Regions from separate parts of the Homo sapiens genome. Here all the other regions are linked to region 2. A link is a contact called in ENCODE Hi-C data. All regions are on one chromosome and are shown on one strand. The core of a region is the stretch at or near the end of the contact, and the rest is flanking DNA. Distances in the headings are between cores, read along the strand shown. Region 1 holds the start of PCGF3-AS1 (PCGF3 antisense RNA 1). Region 2 holds the start of HTT (huntingtin). Region 3 holds the start of FGFRL1 (fibroblast growth factor receptor like 1).

What was found. A loop is a pair of places that touch in the nucleus more often than their neighbours do. Pooled maps may share reads with other maps.
Region 1: a loop to region 2 is called in a map of CD8-positive, alpha-beta T cell, with 6 times the contacts of the local background. The contact joins the promoter of PCGF3-AS1 here to the promoter of HTT in region 2. A Hi-C loop is called at or near these places in 1 of 168 maps with a recorded cell type or tissue (CD8-positive, alpha-beta T cell), 1 of 37 single-sample maps with no recorded cell type and 9 of 50 pooled maps.
Region 3: a map of CD4-positive, alpha-beta T cell shows a loop between it and region 2 (18-fold over the local background). The contact joins the promoter of FGFRL1 here to the promoter of HTT in region 2. A Hi-C loop is called at or near these places in 2 of 168 maps with a recorded cell type or tissue (CD4-positive, alpha-beta T cell and naive thymus-derived CD4-positive, alpha-beta T cell), 3 of 37 single-sample maps with no recorded cell type and 6 of 50 pooled maps.

The regions. Positions count from the first base shown.
Region 1 is chr4:780,451-783,150 of GRCh38, forward strand. It overlaps PCGF3-AS1 (PCGF3 antisense RNA 1), which reads right to left and starts at 1,399. Exons shown (of 3, transcript NR_171661.1): 1 at 1,322-1,399. It overlaps LOC124900163 (chloride intracellular channel protein 6-like), which reads right to left and starts at 1,398. Exons shown (of 2, transcript XM_047416474.1): 1 at 1,322-1,398. RefSeq lists enhancers at 514-1,231, 1,232-1,948, 1,949-2,666 and silencers at 1,158-1,237, 1,338-1,687.
Region 2 is chr4:3,073,183-3,076,128 of GRCh38, forward strand. It overlaps HTT (huntingtin), which reads left to right and starts at 1,499. Exons shown (of 67, transcript NM_001388492.1): 1 at 1,499-1,906. The coding sequence starts at 1,644. It also overlaps HTT-AS. RefSeq lists silencers at 555-1,174, 1,325-1,764, 1,875-1,944 and enhancers at 2,105-2,334, 2,345-2,394.
Region 3 is chr4:1,010,072-1,012,875 of GRCh38, forward strand. It overlaps FGFRL1 (fibroblast growth factor receptor like 1), which reads left to right and starts at 1,555. Exons shown (of 7, transcript NM_001004356.3): 1 at 1,555-1,883; 2 at 2,399-2,493. The coding sequence starts at 2,415. RefSeq lists an enhancer at 1-510 and silencers at 128-197, 1,028-1,547, 2,227-2,296.

The sequences.
Region 1 (2,700 bases), core at 149-2,648, 2.3 Mb before region 2:
AAGTGCTGGGATTATAGGTGTGAGCCACCGCGCCCAGCCTGTGTTGTTTTTTAAATCATTTCCAGGCTCATGGTGTATACCTTCTGCGCCAGTCCTAGGTGAATTTCTCCTGGTTGGTGAGTTTTCATTGTTTACCTCTGCTCACACAGGGACTCGAGGAGGGAGACTAGGACTCAGAGTCCTCCTTCATCTTGTCACTTCTCTAAACAATTACTTTTTGTTGAAGACGCCATGTAAGCTGGAATTCAAAGCCATCTCTTTGAACAACTGTGTGAAATAATCGTGCTAAACTGTTATTCTCCTTTAATCGTTCCAACCAAGCACCCACGGGGGCCATTATTCCTCTCCTACAACTGCAAGGCAGTGCCTCACCAACTAGCTTTGTTCCTGAGGCAAGCGGCAGGAACCCCTCTGCTTTCCTCAGTGAGCAAGCGGCCCCTGACCCTGGCGAGTGAGTTTTCTCTTCACAGCCCCCTGTCCCTGCTGCCCACTGAGCCAGCCAGCCCGAGGGTGGAAAAGTCATTCTGGCTCTAAGCTTCCAGCACAGTCCGGGAGACCACACGGGTCCTGGGGAGGGTGGCTAAGCCCGAGGGGCTTTATAGGATGAGTCACAAGAAAGTCCATCTGGTGGGCCCTCCCTGACTCCCCTCCACTGTCCCCGGCTCACGGCGAGGAAGGCAAGGCTGGTGGGGGGGACAGGAAAGGGCTGGGGTCTCTCCCCACCTCCACTGCCAACGCCCTGCAGACCCCCAGGCCACAGCCTTTCCCGGGGCTCCCCCAAGGTATGGGAGGTGGGGCGGGTCCAGTTTACGCTGGTTTCAAAGAAGTGAGAGCGCCCCGCCGCCATGTCATGGAGGGTCCCGCGCCCCCACCCCTTGCCTGGGGTCGTGTGTGGGCAGCCGCAGAAAGCGCCCCGACGGCAGGAGCGGGGTTCCAGGCTGAGACCGGGCCTCGGCGGCGCCCCTTCCTGCCGGGAGTGGCGCATCCCAGGACCCACAGACAAACAGGGCCAGCCAGGGTCACCCGGAGCGCGAAGGCCGGCTATGGGCTTAGGGTGGGGTCTGGTCCCTACGGCCGGCCTAGGGGGAACGCGGGACAGGAGAAGGTCTGGGAAAAACCTGCTTCCGAGGCCTCGGCTTCGGGGCGTCCTCCTGAGCTGGCGCCAGCCCGCAGCGGGGCCGGGCAGGGACGCCGGCCTAACGGTGGGGACCGGCAGGGCCTGGGGGCAGGACGAGACAAGCACACAACCGACGGGGCGGGGCCAGGCGAGGGCACGGGGCCGAAGAAGCTTCTGCCAGGCCCGAGACCCGCACTTAGTTACCTGAGAAGGCGGGAAGGTGCGGCCGCGGGGTGAGCGGCGGACTGACCCAGCTCCAGCGCCTCTGCAGAGGCTTGCAATGGCGTCTCTCGGGCTCTGATTGGTCAGGCCTCCACACGTGAGCCTCTAGGAGCCAATCATGTCGGCCCACCTAGCATGCGCTGATTGGCTCAGGCTGGCCAGGGGCGGGCGCGGTCCTTCCACGGCCCGGTCCCCGCTCCCTTCCCCAGGCCCGGAGGCCCCGCCCGAGCGGCTCCGCTGGGGGCGGTTCTGCTGGAGAGGACGGATCTGCTGGGGAGATGGATATCCTGGAGGGGCGGATCTACTCGGGGGGCGGGTCTGCTGGGAAGGCCGGATCTGCTGTGAGGGGCGGGTCTTCTGGAGGGGCCGATCTGCTGAGGGGGCCGGATCTGCTGCCTGACAGGGCTTCCTGGCCTGGGGAGGAGGCCGTGTCTGGAGCTTGAAAGCCGGCCCCGCTGTGTTCAAGATACAGTCAAACGTTCAGAAGGAGGAGACTCCGGGGGCAGGGTGGTGCCCAGCCAGTGCATGGGGCCAGGGCCACGCTGGTGGCACCCAGGCAGCGCTGCCTCCTGGCTCTCGAATGGCTGTTCTCTGCCCAGAATGCTCTCCCACGGGACACGCGCCTCCCTCCGGGTCTGTGCACGTCACTCTGACAGAGAGGCCCCCTGACCACTCATGAAATAGTAACCCTAACCATTGCTCTCTGCTCCCTGTCCTGCTTGATTTTCCTCCAGGGCAAACACCGCCACTTCCATGTTTATCATCTGTCCTCCATCACTAGGAAAACCAGTTCCAGGAGGGAGGGACTAGTATTCCCAGCCCCTAGAACAGAGCAGCGCATATCACAGGGGCTCAGTAAACATCTGGGGAGGAGTGCCATTCCCAGGAGGCCTCAGACCCCGTCACCTGAGATGAGAGCTGGATCCCGGAGAAGCTCAGGTCTGACCCAGCATTCATTGCTGTAGGAAGGGCTCGTCTAGACTCCAAGGGAGCCGGGTGCGGTGGCTCACGCCTGAAATCCCAGCACTTCGGAAGGCCGAGGCGGGCGGATCACCAGGTCAGGAGATCCAGACCATCCTGGCTAACACGGTGAAACCCCGTCTCTACTAAAAATACAAAAAATTAGCCGGGCGTGGTGGCGGGTGCCTGTAGTCCCAGCTACTCGGGAGGCTGAGGCAGGAGAATGGTGTGAACTTGGGAGCGGAGCTTGCAGTGAGCCGAGATCGCACCACTGCACTCCATCCTGGGGGACAGAGAGAGACTCTGTCTCAAAAAAAAAAGACTCCAAGGGAAAGCTGCCTGGGTCGTGACCTGGCACGTCCAAGTCGCTGCTTAGGCTTGCAAGGGGGTCCAGACCAGGC
Region 2 (2,946 bases), core at 249-2,748:
GCCACAGAGCAGGGGACTCTGGGTTGCAGGTGTGGCCTGGCTAAAGTAGGCTTTACTGGGCTCCTCTCTGCCTGCATCACCCCCCGGCTGGGCGGTTGTCTCTGAGGCCAACCTTACTCCCTGCTGGGCAGGCTGGACAGCTGCCCTCTCCGTTTGCCCCTCTACCACCCAAAAGGCAGGAGGCTCTGGAGACCAGGACCCTGCCCGCCACGGCCTGTGTCCCAGGCGTGAGGGGGTGCCCCACAGACCTCTGCTGAGCTGCTGCTGAATGACGCCCCTTGGGGGTCCTGCCGGAAGGTCAGAGCAGGGGTGCACTCCCATAAAGAAACGCCCCCAGGTCGGGACTCATTCCTGTGGGCGGCATCTTGTGGCCATAGCTGCTTCTCGCTGCACTAATCACAGTGCCTCTGTGGGCAGCAGGCGCTGACCACCCAGGCCTGCCCCAGACCCTCTCCTCCCTTCCGGGGCGCTGCGCTGGGACCGATGGGGGGCGCCAGGCCTGTGGACACCGCCCTGCAGGGGCCTCTCCAGCTCACTGGGGGTGGGGTGGGGGTCACACTTGGGGTCCTCAGGTCGTGCCGACCACGCGCATTCTCTGCGCTCTGCGCAGGAGCTCGCCCACCCTCTCCCCGTGCAGAGAGCCCCGCAGCTGGCTCCCCGCAGGGCTGTCCGGGTGAGTATGGCTCTGGCCACGGGCCAGTGTGGCGGGAGGGCAAACCCCAAGGCCACCTCGGCTCAGAGTCCACGGCCGGCTGTCGCCCCGCTCCAGGCGTCGGCGGGGGATCCTTTCCGCATGGGCCTGCGCCCGCGCTCGGCGCCCCCTCCACGGCCCCGCCCCGTCCATGGCCCCGTCCTTCATGGGCGAGCCCCTCCATGGCCCTGCCCCTCCGCGCCCCACCCCTCCCTCGCCCCACCTCTCACCTTCCTGCCCCGCCCCCAGCCTCCCCACCCCTCACCGGCCAGTCCCCTCCCCTATCCCGCTCCGCCCCTCAGCCGCCCCGCCCCTCAGCCGGCCTGCCTAATGTCCCCGTCCCCAGCATCGCCCCGCCCCGCCCCCGTCTCGCCCCGCCCCTCAGGCGGCCTCCCTGCTGTGCCCCGCCCCGGCCTCGCCACGCCCCTACCTCACCACGCCCCCCGCATCGCCACGCCCCCCGCATCGCCACGCCTCCCTTACCATGCAGTCCCGCCCCGTCCCTTCCTCGTCCCGCCTCGCCGCGACACTTCACACACAGCTTCGCCTCACCCCATTACAGTCTCACCACGCCCCGTCCCCTCTCCGTTGAGCCCCGCGCCTTCGCCCGGGTGGGGCGCTGCGCTGTCAGCGGCCTTGCTGTGTGAGGCAGAACCTGCGGGGGCAGGGGCGGGCTGGTTCCCTGGCCAGCCATTGGCAGAGTCCGCAGGCTAGGGCTGTCAATCATGCTGGCCGGCGTGGCCCCGCCTCCGCCGGCGCGGCCCCGCCTCCGCCGGCGCAGCGTCTGGGACGCAAGGCGCCGTGGGGGCTGCCGGGACGGGTCCAAGATGGACGGCCGCTCAGGTTCTGCTTTTACCTGCGGCCCAGAGCCCCATTCATTGCCCCGGTGCTGAGCGGCGCCGCGAGTCGGCCCGAGGCCTCCGGGGACTGCCGTGCCGGGCGGGAGACCGCCATGGCGACCCTGGAAAAGCTGATGAAGGCCTTCGAGTCCCTCAAGTCCTTCCAGCAGCAGCAGCAGCAGCAGCAGCAGCAGCAGCAGCAGCAGCAGCAGCAGCAGCAGCAACAGCCGCCACCGCCGCCGCCGCCGCCGCCGCCTCCTCAGCTTCCTCAGCCGCCGCCGCAGGCACAGCCGCTGCTGCCTCAGCCGCAGCCGCCCCCGCCGCCGCCCCCGCCGCCACCCGGCCCGGCTGTGGCTGAGGAGCCGCTGCACCGACCGTGAGTTTGGGCCCGCTGCAGCTCCCTGTCCCGGCGGGTCCCAGGCTACGGCGGGGATGGCGGTAACCCTGCAGCCTGCGGGCCGGCGACACGAACCCCCGGCCCCGCAGAGACAGAGTGACCCAGCAACCCAGAGCCCATGAGGGACACCCGCCCCCTCCTGGGGCGAGGCCTTCCCCCACTTCAGCCCCGCTCCCTCACTTGGGTCTTCCCTTGTCCTCTCGCGAGGGGAGGCAGAGCCTTGTTGGGGCCTGTCCTGAATTCACCGAGGGGAGTCACGGCCTCAGCCCTCTCGCCCTTCGCAGGATGCGAAGAGTTGGGGCGAGAACTTGTTTCTTTTTATTTGCGAGAAACCAGGGCGGGGGTTCTTTTAACTGCGTTGTGAAGAGAACTTGGAGGAGCCGAGATTTGCTCAGTGCCACTTCCCTCTTCTAGTCTGAGAGGGAAGAGGGCTGGGGGCGCGGGACACTTCGAGAGGAGGCGGGGTTTGGAGCTGGAGAGATGTGGGGGCAGTGGATGACATAATGCTTTTAGGACGCCTCGGCGGGAGTGGCGGGGCAGGGGGGGGGCGGGGAGTGAGGGCGCGTCCAATGGGAGATTTCTTTTCCTAGTGGCACTTAAAACAGCCTGAGATTTGAGGCTCTTCCTACATTGTCAGGACATTTCATTTAGTTCATGATCACGGTGGTAGTAACACGATTTTAAGCACCACCTAAGAGATCTGCTCATCTAAGCCTAAGTTGGTCTGCAGGCGTTTGAATGAGTTGTGGTTGCCAAGTAAAGTGGTGAACTTACGTGGTGATTAATGAAATTATCTTAAATATTAGGAAGAGTTGATTGAAGTTTTTTGCCTATGTGTGTTGGGAATAAAACCAACACGTTGCTGATGGGGAGGTTAATTGCCGAGGGATGAATGAGGTGTACATTTTACCAGTATTCCAGTCAGGCTTGCCAGAATACGGGGGGTCCGCAGACTCCGTGGGCATCTCAGATGTGCCAGTGAAAGGGTTTCTGTTTGCTTCATTGCTGACAGCTTGTTA
Region 3 (2,804 bases), core at 305-2,804, 2.1 Mb before region 2:
TCGCCAGCTGTCCGGGAAGTTCAGCGCCGCTCTCCCACGGGCGTGAGACCGCCCCACCCACCTGTCCGTGACTGCAGCTCCGGCCGGGAGGGCGGCAGGTGGGCCCCGGCGCTGCTGGCTCCTTGTGGGACAGGGCCGCGGCGGCGGCGCAGGACGTTCTCCCGCCGGGAGGACCACGCGGCGGTCCCTGGACCCTTCCCCGGGTGCACAGCGGCGGCTGCGCCAGCGGGGGCAGGATGGGCCGTCCGAGCGCACCTCCATCCGCCCTCGCGACGCCCACGCTGGCCCAGACGCGGGATTTGGGGTGGAGGACGCTGGGCTGGGAACCAGCACCTTGGGACGGCCGGGTAGTTCGGGCCTTGAGGAGTCCCACACCCTGACAGCTGGCGCCCCCCACGCCCCGCCTAGCTCTCCTCGGCCTGGGGACACCGGCTGCCAGGCCTCTCCAGTTTCAGCCTTTCCTGGGAGGACTTCCTGGAAGAGGGGGCTTCAGGCCCCAGAAAGAGAGGCTGCTCTGGGGGATGGAGGAGGTGCTGGGATGGTGACTCCGCGGAGTCGAGGGTGTGAGGCGGGATGTGGGCAGGCCGTGAGGTTTGTGTTGCAAGACTGGGAGGCAGGATGAGGGGAGGCCATGGGGCGGCTGGAGGTGCGGCCTGGGAGCCCTGCGTGCTGGGCCCTGGGCAGGGACGGCAGGCGAGGCGTGTGGAGGAAGAGCCGCGAAGAGCTGGGCGCTGTCTTCTCCACGCCTCCGTTTCTTCATCTGCTCCTGGGGCCGCCTGCCCGGTAGCGGAGATTGAATCGCATGTTGACGTCTATTACGATGATTAATGTTCTTGTCATTCCCGTCACTAGCAGGTGAGAGGCTGGGAGGCCTCAGGTGGGAACATACCTTTGGCCAAAGGCACCAGGTAACCCGAACGCCCCGGGGAGGACCCCTGCCTGCATCGCCGCGGCCGTCCCCCCCTACCCCGTCCCCAGCAGCTCCGGCTGGGCGAGGCCCTGCTTCTCCCTTCTGCTCCCGAAGACCCCCCGGGGCGCAGACCTGGAAGCCTCGAAGCTCCCGCGGCCGTCCAGTCCGCCCCCTTCTGAGCAACCAGAGAGCGGTCTGGGCCCGGCCCGGGGCTGCGCAGAGGTCAGACTGCCGCGGGCAGGGCCGGAGCCTGCTCTGGGGGTCGCGGAGGTGTCTCGAGAGTTGAGGACCCGACCCGGGCGCGCGCGGGCGCAGGTATGGGGAGGGCGCGGCGGCTCCTGGCCGGTCCTAGGAGCCTGCGGGGACCAAGGGCGCGCGGGCGGGGCCGGGGGCGCGGCGAGGCTCGGGTTGGGGCGGGGCGGGGGCGGGGGCGGGGCCGGACCCGGGGAAGCCGCCCGCCCGCGGGGACGTCCGCACCGCGAGGGTTAAGGCCGGGAGCCCGGCGGGGCGGGGGCGGTGTGCGCGCGCGGATTGGGGAAAAGTTTGGCGGCGGGGCGGGGCACGGGGGAGGGCTGACGCGCGCGGATTGGCCGGAAGTTGTGCCGGGGGCGGGTCGGGGGTCCGGGCTCGGCGCTCGCTCCGGGAGAGTTGACAAAGCCCCGCAGGGAAGGACGCCTCGCGGCGCGGCGCCCCGGGCCCCTCGCCCCGCCGCCCCGGGATCCCGGCCCCGGCCCCCGGCCCCGCGGACTCGCCCCCGCCGCCTGCCCGGTCCGGGACCCCGCGCCCCGAGCGCCCGAGCCCGGACCCCGACCCGGCCCGAGCCGCCCGCGCCCAGGTAGCGCCGCCCCGCCCCGAGACCGGGCCCGGGGGCGCGGGGCGGCGGGATGCGGCGCCCGGGGCGGCGATGACCGCGGAGCGCACGCCGCGGGCCCGGCCCTGACCCCGCCGCCCGCCCGCTGAGCCCCCCGCCGAGGTGAGCCCCCCGCGCGCGCGGCCGCGACCCCAGGTGGGCACACGGGGGAGGGCGGGGGTCCGGGGCGGGGGCGGGGAGGGGCGGGTTCGGGGCCCCAGCTGGGCACGGGTCATGCGCGCCGCCGCCGCTCCTGCGGGCCCCCGGCCTGCCCCGCCCCCGCCCCCGCGCCCCACGTGGGCCCCCCCCAGCGCAAATTTGTCCGCTAATGGCGCAGGCGATTATCTGCGGGGCGCTGAGTGTTGTGTGTCCTGCGGGCAGGGCCGGAGTTACAAGCGCCAGGAATCCAGACGGTGTTTGGAGAGGGGGGGCGGCGGGGGAGCCCGGTAATTAGTGTAAACCCTTTGTCTGCCTTTGATACCCACAGCTTCTCCCCGCTGCGGCTTCCTCCGCCTGGAGCGCGGGCGGGGAGGGCCTGTGGGGAGGGCGGCCAGACCCCTGATCCCCGCGGCCCGGGACCGGGGAGGGCGGTATCTCCCAGTTCCACGTGTTAGTGACGGCGCCCCCAATGTCCCCAGGTCCGGACAGGCCGAGATGACGCCGAGCCCCCTGTTGCTGCTCCTGCTGCCGCCGCTGCTGCTGGGGGCCTTCCCGCCGGCCGCCGCCGCCCGAGGTGAGTTCTGGCGCCCAGCCCGGCCAGCCTGGCCTCCGCCAGCGCCGCCCCCTTCCCGCCCGGCCCTGAACCCTGCCACAGTGCCCGCCTGGCACGCGCCATGCCCCGCCCCTGCCGCCCCGCTCGCCAGGCCCCCTTCCTTCCAGGGCCCCCTCACCCATGGGCTGTCCACAGCACCCACCGGGGCTCCCCTAGCTGGCTGGAGGGGTTCCCCTCATGCGTGCTTGCTGGCCAGGTGGGCTTTAGTCCTGGCTCCCCAGGACATGCTCCTGGTCTTGCAAACACTTTCATACTCGTACCTGCAGTCCAGG